Regions from separate parts of the Homo sapiens genome. Here region 2 is linked to region 1. Evidence: chromatin contacts called from ENCODE Hi-C or POLR2A ChIA-PET data. All regions are on one chromosome and are shown on one strand. Each heading gives the region's core, a stretch centred on a gene start or an enhancer-like site at or near the end of the contact. The rest is flanking DNA. Distances are from core to core; before and after follow the strand shown.

What was found. Hi-C counts contacts between places; a loop is a spot of excess contacts on that map. ChIA-PET counts read pairs that join two places held with the same protein, here RNA polymerase II (POLR2A). Pooled maps may share reads with other maps.
Region 2: a pooled map shows a loop between it and region 1 (3-fold over the local background). The contact joins two enhancer-like sites. A Hi-C loop is called at or near these places in 1 of 37 single-sample maps with no recorded cell type and 3 of 50 pooled maps. POLR2A ChIA-PET finds 5 or more read pairs at or near these places in 1 of 52 experiments (GM12878).

Annotation. Positions count from the first base shown.
Region 1 is chr7:17,183,683-17,188,520 of GRCh38, forward strand. All of the region lies in intron 1 of LOC107986772 (a long non-coding RNA gene), which reads left to right. The region is part of intron 6 of LOC101927609 (a long non-coding RNA gene); the gene reads right to left. Among named protein-coding and RNA genes, the nearest start is that of AHR, 110 kb to the right of the region's middle. RefSeq lists an enhancer at 2,240-2,309. Within about 2 kb of position 2,174, at least 2 of the 41 ENCODE cell types and tissues checked have a DNase peak (open chromatin) inside an H3K27ac peak, as active enhancers do.
Region 2 is chr7:17,530,290-17,535,127 of GRCh38, forward strand. The region is part of intron 1 of LINC02889 (long intergenic non-protein coding RNA 2889); the gene reads right to left. Among named protein-coding and RNA genes, the nearest start is that of LINC02889, 26 kb to the right of the region's middle. Within about 2 kb of position 2,827, at least 5 of the 41 ENCODE cell types and tissues checked have a DNase peak (open chromatin) inside an H3K27ac peak, as active enhancers do.

The DNA of each region.
Region 1 (4,838 bases), core at 924-3,423:
GGGATATGCTAAAAGCACATAATTGGGGAAGCTTGTGCTAGTGCTCATGAAGTATAATTCTTTTGAGAAATGACACAGTGCCTCTTAAAAACTATCGAGCTCTTACCAAAAAAATGCTCAATAAATCACAAACAGAATGCATGTGACAAACTAAATGAATACAAGCAGTTCCAAAGATGTATGATTCAGAAGGTTGACCCAGTTGCTAATGGTCTGATTAGCTGGAACAATTTCTATCTAGAGTGTGCCAGAAACAATCTGAAAGTGATCAGAATAGGCATTTAAAGTCAAAACCAAAGCGTTTGCCATACATTCAAAAACTACTTTCTGACTTGTATAAATTAATTTCACTGTCTCCTGATAGGTTTTGGCTCACCATGTCAAATTCTGGCAACTTAGGGTTATTATCTATTTTATTTGCCTCTAGAGAGAAAAGCTCTCACCCAGATACAGACATCTGTTTGCTCTTAGCACTATTGTTTCTTTCTGGGCTTGCCAACTTTGTCACTTTAAATGTGGCATTTAAAATATTCTTTCAATATGACAGCCTAAGTATAGCTTGTGATAAAAAGCAATCCTCTAAGCAAAGTTGGGCAAAAACAATTTTTGAGAACAAGAAAGCAGGTCAATATGAAATGAATATGTTATACTCAGAAATGGGATCTGTGAGTTCTTGTAGTCTCATTTAACAAATGTCTTTTTGATAGGCTTAATTATAAATCAATAAAAGTGTTAAAGAGGAAATCCCTGATGCTTAAAAAAATTATTTGTTGATTTAATGTAATTTGTCGTTAAAATAATTGCCTCTAAAGATAGTATATCAAGCACACTAATGAATTAAAAATGAACTTAGCAGTTAAACAAATTTTCATGTAAAACATTAAATCTATTTTGAAAATTCACACATTGCTAGATTCAATTTAAAAATTAACCTCAAGCCAGTTTAGAGATGTATGTACTGTAATTTATGTATTATAAAAGTTATAATGTATATTTGCAACAATTCATTTGGGACTATAAATAACCATAATGGCACCAAGAAAAAAGGTGACATCTGAAATTTATTTATCTAAATGATACAGATTTCTAACAATGTAAGATCATTTAGGTTGTCTCCAAAGACAGAAGTAATACGCAACTATATTGGATTGGATGTGCTAAAGACAGCTGAGAACTAAATATCTGCCATTAAGTCCCCAGAGCTCATATCAGAAATGGCATGTTGTCCTCATAGAGATGTGGACTCAACGGTTTGGTAAATATTTTTATGTACATGTAGACTCAGAGGGGACATTTGGCAGTCATGCTGGCAGCTTATTTTCAAATAGTCCAAAGAGTAAAGGAATGTTTATTTTGAAATTACTTTTCGGTTTAAGTACTTTAAAGCCTAGTGTTACCCAATCAGAAGTATGTGTGTGTGTTGAATTTAAAGCAATACATTAAACCTTCTTTTCTTTCTAGAGTAACAGAACTAACAAACATTAAAGGTGTCTTTTGCTGCCACTTTAAGGCTGTTTAATTAAAATTAGAAAGACAATTAATGGGGAAATAAACCAGCATTCACAGAGAGAGTGCAGGCCTGCCAAAGTGAAAAGGTTTTATTTAATAAGGAAATAGGGAAACACCTAAAATCGGTTGTTTATTTCCATTGTTCCTGGAAAAGAATTAAGATTTGGGATTCCAAATACCATCAGAAATGACTGCCTTTGGGGTATTGTTGCATAAGGAAAAGGCTTAAATATCTAAAAATTAAATCCCATTGTCAGATGCATAACAATAAACAATGAGAAGGTTAAAAATGACTATGCTTTTTCAAAGAGCTGAATCTCTGCCATGGCCAATAAATTAGATTACTCATTTCTAAACTACAATTATCTAATGTTGCAGGAACTGACATTTACTTATAAAAGGAATACTTAGTAATGATGACAAAGTAATGATGCTCTCTGGACTAGATTATTGTATGATTTTTATGCTTCCTGATAATAGATATATGATTGTTTTATCATTACTATGTATTTTTGGAGTTCTTTAGTACTTTCATTTAAAAAAAAACTTTCAAGTTCCAACAAAATAAAAAATAGGTCATGGCTTTCTCCGTGCTTTCTTCAGTTTCCAAGAGTGTATGTCTAACATGTGATTTGGTCGGACTGGCCTCCTGTGGACTATCTTTGACTGACTCATATGGTTCATTCCACTTCCCCTTCTTAAGGGTAAGGTTCATATCTTTAAGCAATTAGAAAAAAAAAGCCTACCCTGTTGAAAATAAAACTTACGTTTGAGGTAACACATTAAGACTACACTGCAGTAGATTATAGCCACTTATTCAATCAAAAGCATACAGTATGGCTTTTAACTCCTACTCTGTTTTGAGGCGGGGAGGTGAAGCAACCAGGATATATTAAATAACTATACCAGAGAGAAGAAAATGCTGCAAAAATGAGAGAATAAGACAGAAGGCAAACTTTCTAAACTTCTCAGCTTCGCTGTGAATTGGCTTTGCTTGGATTGTAACTGGGAGGAAAACTGAAAAGGTTAATGGTAGTAGGTTTCTTCCTTGAAGCTGACAAGATTTACACTTTTTAAGAAAAGGATTTATACTTTTAAAGAAAAGCAAAATCTATAAAAAGGGGCCTCATTTCTCAGATGTGGTCTTTGAGATTATCCCTCTACACTTGGCCTGTCTCTATCTTTGTCTCCTAATTTTCTAAACGCAGAAGTCATCCCTATTAAGCCCTCACATGTCTGCTCAGCCCTGGCCTGCATGTCCTGTCTCAGGGTGACAGGTTACTAAGGGCTAGAGAAAATATTGGGAGTATATCCAGTAGTTCAGACACACAGCCTTACAAGCATTCTTTTTGTGGGTTCAGCCCTGGCCCTGTTGACCCTCAAGTGTCCAGCCCTGGATCCTGGTTTTGAGTCCCAGCTCTGTCACAGATTCTTAGCACTGTCCTGGCCCCACCACTTACACGGCTCTGCAGCAGTACCCTGAAAACTGCTGGCTTTTCTCTCTGACACTAGTGCCTTCTCATTTAGACTTGCTTTTATCTCATGTTCCAATCATGACTGGCTTGATAATATGAAACTTACAGATCCTCAGATCATCTCCTTATCCTGGCTCTGCTTTCTGGACACTTGGCTCCATGGTTCCCTCTACTTGGCTTCTCCTTTGTCCATCCATTTTTCAACTTCCACCAGCTTCAGGGGTCTGCCCAGATTCCCGACCTCTATCCCCATCCTGATATCTCCTGGCCAGGACATGTGGGACCACACTGCCATCACCTGGGACCTTTACACCTTGTTTTATCCAAGTAAAATAGAAGTAAATAGGTTTTTTGTTACTGTTGTTGTTGTTGATTATTAAAGTTTCATATTTTATTGACATACTAAGATTGGCTTTAAGTCATTAAATCATAAATCTTTAACAAAGATGATAGAAAATTCAAGTTATAATGATACATCAGGATCAAACGGAATTTGCCCCAAATGGTTCATACATGTTTAATATGTTTTTCACTTAGCTCTAAGCCATCAGTTTCAGTCATGTTTTCTGGTAGGAGAAAAGGAATCAGCTTTATTACATGACAGGCTCACAGAGTCATCAAATAAGTCATCTGATTGGCTCTTACTAGATATATACTGTAAGGTCTGATTAGGAGCACCCTGCCTGCCATCAAGTGGGTGGGGGAGAAGGAAACTGAGCTGACCACTGCATATGTCTCAATAATTTCTTGCTCTTTAGCAAAACTCTATGAGCTTCAGGGGGGTTATGAGGGGGGTGTTCTTAATAATTTCTAGAAGTTAATCCATGATACTAAAGGAATTTGTCAATTATTTTTTGTCAGAAAAAAATTATGGTCTCAAATGGCTCATATATCCCTCTAAAAAATCAGATTGTAGAATGTAGAACCATCTAAATATAAGCATATTAATTCACCCCAATGCTGAGGTGAGTAAAGCTGGAGATTTTCACATCTTCACAGCAAGAGAGCAATTAGTCAAAATTACAATGAATCAAAACTTGGAAAATTTTCCTATCAATTTCCTCATGAAACTGAATGTCTAATAAACCTTTTCTAAAAAACCAGGATAGCATATTTCTATGCTTTTTAAAAAATTGTTGAACATGAATATCAACAAATAGGTTGTAGTAAAATTACTTTAGTTATAAAACTACATTATATTGTGATTTCATTTTTATTCAGCTAAGTTAATACTGATCAATTCTCTAAACTACATTTATTAACAAAGGCTAGAATACAAAATATTAAGTCAAAAATAACATTGATTTGTAGTCCAGCTGATTTGTGTCTGAAGAACACATTTCAAAGTTTGGTCATTTAAAAAGCAGTTCTCTTTAGTACTACTCCTTCATATTTAGGATACAAGAGAATATAGGAAATAATAGAATTGAATACTAAGAATTTTTATATCCAAATTTCTTATTTCTTTCTACAATAAATAAGTTTCACCAATCTTTTCCATCAGAAATATCTTAAACTTTTTTCTTTGGAGGGGAGATTTCTTAATGGGAAAATAAAATCTATTTTATTGAAGAGTTGGCTTTTAACAAACTGGTGAATCTGAAATTGGTACCAGGAAACCCTCACTGTGAAGGTAACCAATACTTACGAAGGACTACTGGATAAAATAATTTGGTGATTGGTACTCCTTATCTTCACCAGGAGAGAAAAAAAGGCAAATATAGGACAAGCAGGATATACTTTTGTCCTACAATGAGTCCATGTAGAATTTGAAATTAGATCTATCCTCCTAACTTTAAATCCCTTGCAAACTTAGTGAGTGTCACCGAGTCTGAAGTGTTTTAAAAAAACTTA
Region 2 (4,838 bases), core at 1,577-4,076, 350 kb after region 1:
TAACATAAGAAAGGCTGTTCACACTCTGTTAACATGGCGCTGGAGCTGTGTAAATTCCTTTTTGTTGAGCATTCTTCTTTCAGTGGGTCTCAGTCTTGGCCATTCTGTGATGAAATGCTGTTTTAGCCTCTTGGTGAGAAGACTGACGTACAGAATGTGAGCCCAGCTGGAAACATCCTTCACAGTACTGAAATACAAGTGCCAAGTCCAAGTACTTTCTGGGTAACATCACCTACCCTCCCTGGCTGTGAAAGCTCAGAGATAAGAGTTTCTAGCTGATCATTTTGCAGTGGATTTTCCTTCCTTAAAAGGAAGGATTTTTTTTCTAAAGAAAAAATCTTTTCTGATTTTTTTCTAAAGAATCAAAATTTATAGTTTAAAAAAAAAAAGTACAGAGGAAAAAAATTTAAATACTTTTGGAATTGAATGTTTCCCAATCATTTTTTTAAATGTTGTCTTCACTTTTTTTCTTCTTTAACTACCAATGCCCATGTAATTTTTTTTCTTTCATGAGGCATCAGTATTCCTTGCCTAAAGACAGTGTGTCTAATGAGTGACTAGAATCAGGTAAAGAAGAAACTTCTCCTGTCTTGAAGGAGGCGTGTCTGTTGGGGAGGAGAAAGGAGTTTTCCTTGCTTGCTATACACTGAAGACTGTTCCCTTGCCAAGTATACTTTCATCGTCTTAGATAAATCGTAATTGCAAAATCGAAGGAGAATTTGCAGACTTTACTGTGAATGACCTTGTTGCTGCTATTCTGTGGTGTCAATGTAACAACATAGACAGACTTTACAAAATATCATTTTTTACTTTACTTTTTTACCCCTGTAGGCTTTACAAAATATCATTTTTTTACTCTACTTTTTTGCCCCCGTTATCAAACCAAGGGTAAAGGAGTCATTTACTTTGGTGACACCTACAGGCACATTCAGATAAAAACATTCTCAACCCTCCTTTGTAACCAAAACACTCTCATTGGTCCAGTCAGGAACCCCTGTGTGGATTCTGAATGGTAGTTAGTGGACATCATCTCAGATTCATTTGAGTCTTAAAATACATCAGTTTGTCTCCAAAAGTCATCTTCAAATGTTGAGAAATTTTCATTTGGCTATTTGGGTTTGATGCTGAACTACAACAATGTAAATGTCTTCAGCTGGCCTATGCCTCATTCCACCAGCATAAATGTTGCCTTTTACAGGCCATGACTGGATGAGCAGAAACTGCTGAAGTCTCTCTCACCAAAATCTCTCTCACACACGCCCCCCTGCTACCATCATACTTCCTGGGCTATAGAAGCTGAACCTGTTCCAAGATGTAACAATTAGATAAAATGATGAACTCCTCAAAAGTGGCCCGGATTCCCAGTGTTGGAAGACTATAGAAGACCACTGGGATTGAGTAACCTTGAAAGAAGTTCACTCAGACAAGCTGTTCGCACATCTGAGTGATCCCAGTGCAAGTCAAACTGTGGGGTGGCAGGTATAACAACAACAGGCAAAAAGAGCAGAAGGAAATGGGTTCACCAGAAAGTGCAACTCCTGCAGCAAGGAAATGACCAGGAAACCCACGATAGTGCCCTATTAAAGAAAGAGCCTGCCATGACAGAGAGCCCATGACAGCCAAGTAAGCTCTACAAACAGTACCAGCTAAGTACATGAGACTCTTTTTGCCTTCTAGGTCTTAATAGGTCTTAATCCTCTGTCCCATCTAGCCCTGGAAGATCCAGAGGCACATCACCACCATGACATCTTTCATGTCAGAAGGATATGGAACAAGAAAGAGAGGAGAGACTCACCACACCTCTTGCCCAACCTTCTAGGTCAGGCCCAAAAGAAAGGGAAAAGCTTTAAACTTGATATCACAAGTTTAGTTTAGACCAGACTGCGCTTTTAATACCTGAAAAAAATGAAACTGAAAGTGACCATAAAATATCATGAGGAAAAAGGAAGGAATATCTAACAGAGAGGTTTGCAAAAGTGGTAGGAGAAAAATGAAGCTATTTTCTAATTTTATACTGCGGAGTCTAGCCCATTAGGTTGTTGATCCAGTTGGGATTTTACTTTCTAATATCTTTTTAGTGAACAAAGCAGGTAATATTAGGCATTGCTCAAGTGAAAAATATATTGCGGGGGGGAGGATTTTTTTGTCCATGTTCAAAATTCAGGAAAATATCATAAAGGGTATATCTATATTAAAGTCTATTTACCTTGCTTATTTATAGTTGCAAATTTACATAAACCCCATTTAAAATTTTCTTCCACATCATGTAGAATTTTGCCTCTGTTCAATGAGGACGGCAAACTGCAGGGACGTCTTCTATGGACTCTTATTTTGCCCCCTTCAACCTGACTTTTGATCCTCCAACTTCTCCTTGCTCAGAAGCGAGGTTTTCAATGTTTGACCCAGTAAAATTTAGTATCAGTAGTCTGAAGCATCTGCTTCTGTGAAGGCTAATTTATCTTTGCTGAAGACCTCATGAGTTTCTTATCCCTGACCCTCATGAGGAAGTTCCCATGGTCAGAACGCACTACTGTGTCTCCAAATGGCTTTCCTAGGAGACTGTCTTGCTTGCTGATTTACACTGATCAGACATGAGGATTCTGAAACTTCACAAATATTTATCAAAAGGATTTACAGATGCTTAGTTTTTATAGCTGCTTGTTGATGCAACTGCCACATCAGCTGCCTAAAAAATAAAATGGGTTACTCATCAGACAGGGACATAAATGATGAAACACAAAAGGCCCACTAATAAATTATACAACCTCCTGTGGACCATGGCACAATGAAGGCAAGGATCCAAGAAAAGGTTTCTTGAATTGTTTTTTGTCCCTGGCAGGGTGAATTAGGTTGTTCAGGTAAGAGTCATGAATACAAGAATAGGGAGGGAGTGCTTTCAAGAACTGATTTATTGATAGGAAGGACCAGGAAGTGGTGATATTTGTTGCACAAATATCTCCTTCCTTGTTCTTTGCCATACACAAGGACTGACCACACTCCTGAGTCACCCAATAGCTACTGCTTTCTTGTTCGCCTGTCTCCCATCTTTCCAGCTTCTTCCACTATGACTCAGGCAACCCTCCAGATTCAAAGACACAGTGGATGGGGTAGAGCGATTTTTGTGTGTCCTTTTCTCTCTCCTGCATCCCTCTGAGCACATCATTGCCTTACATATCACCACCACAAGACAGGAAAGCCAGGGCCCATCCAGTGCCCACTGAAGGTGGCTGAATATACCTGGAGCACAATTCTGGCCTGGCTGGAAGGTGAAGAGTTAACAACAGGAATAAGCAAATCTGTCCATTCCTGAGCATGTCCTTCTCCCATCCTCCCACTCTGTCCTTTACTCCATCCCAACGGTCTTCTTAAAAGGCACCTCTAGGGAAAAATCACTACCAACATCTCTAAACCAACTAAACTCATCAAGAGGGTCATCCTCACACATATTACTGTCTAAGCAACTATCGTGCCTTGGGTAACATGAGCTTAAAGGGAGCTGCAATACAGCATCTTAGGGGTATAATCATTAAAAGAAAAAAATATGTTGTATTACTTCATTTTCTGTTGCTTAGCATATGAAAAACTGGGTAATTTATACAGAAAATGAATTTATTTCTTAGTTATTCCTTACCTGAAAAATCCAAGGTCAAGGGGCCATATCTGGTGAGAACCTTCTTGCTGGTGGGCATTTTCTGAGGAATCCCAAGGCCACACAGGGCATCGCATGGTGAGGGGGCCGAGTGTGCTATCTCAGGGCTCTTTTTCTCTTGTGAAGCCACCAGTTCCATTCCCATGATAACCCATTAAAACCCACTACCCATTAATCCACTAATCCATTCAGGAGGGCCAAGACCTCATGATCCAATTACCTCCCAAAGACCTCATCTCTCAGTTGGAGGTGAGGTAATCACCACTATATTGGAGATTAAATTTCAGCATGAGTTTTGGAAGGGAAACTATTCAAACCATAAAAGGTGTTTATTGGAAAAAGCAGAATTATTAAATCAAAAATAAAATTTGAGAGTAAGCATATAAAATGTTCTCATACAGCAGATACTAGAAACAAAAACAAGAGGAAAATCATTAAGAAAAACAGGTGACGATGTTATTATGAAAAACCAAAGATTGAACAAAATAATAGATTGCCTATCATGTTACATACAGCTGAAGAACTGGAAGATTAAGTAGAAGAAGCTCGCCTTGTCAAAGGTGGCTACAGTGTATTCCCCAAAGTATTGCTTAATCCATCTGAAATAATTTTCTTTTCATTGCAATCCAATGCAATCTCTTCTTTCCAGGAAATCACTTATTTATTCTTGTTATTCAAATCACAGTCAAACTACCTTCACCTCCAATTCACATTATTGAACTGGAAATATAATATACCAGGACCTAGCATCCGCATTCAGACAGAATATTACCTCACAGATTTTAGATTTTGGGTAGGTTGATGGTGGGTGCCTGACTACATTTGTGTAAATAGTGTCAATCCTGGTGATTGTCTCTAATCCAAGATGGTTTTGTCTCCAAAGCTAGCAACATTTTCATTTCTAGGAATTGAAATCACCACTGGTCAACACTCTATCTTTCCCACAAGCCACCCCCCGCCCACACACCTCAGAAAATGGCAGACACATTGCTAAATGAATAAAATATAAGTCCCTTTTCATCTGATACTGTTATATAGAATGAGATTTGACATGTTTAAGGAAACATCTTTGCTAGTGTTAAAGGCTCATTCCTCAAAAATGAAACACAATGGACAGTTTTAAGAGTTTGAAATATTCATTTTTTAAAATATCAGGCACATAAATCAATTTGAACATGTTTGAATTTAT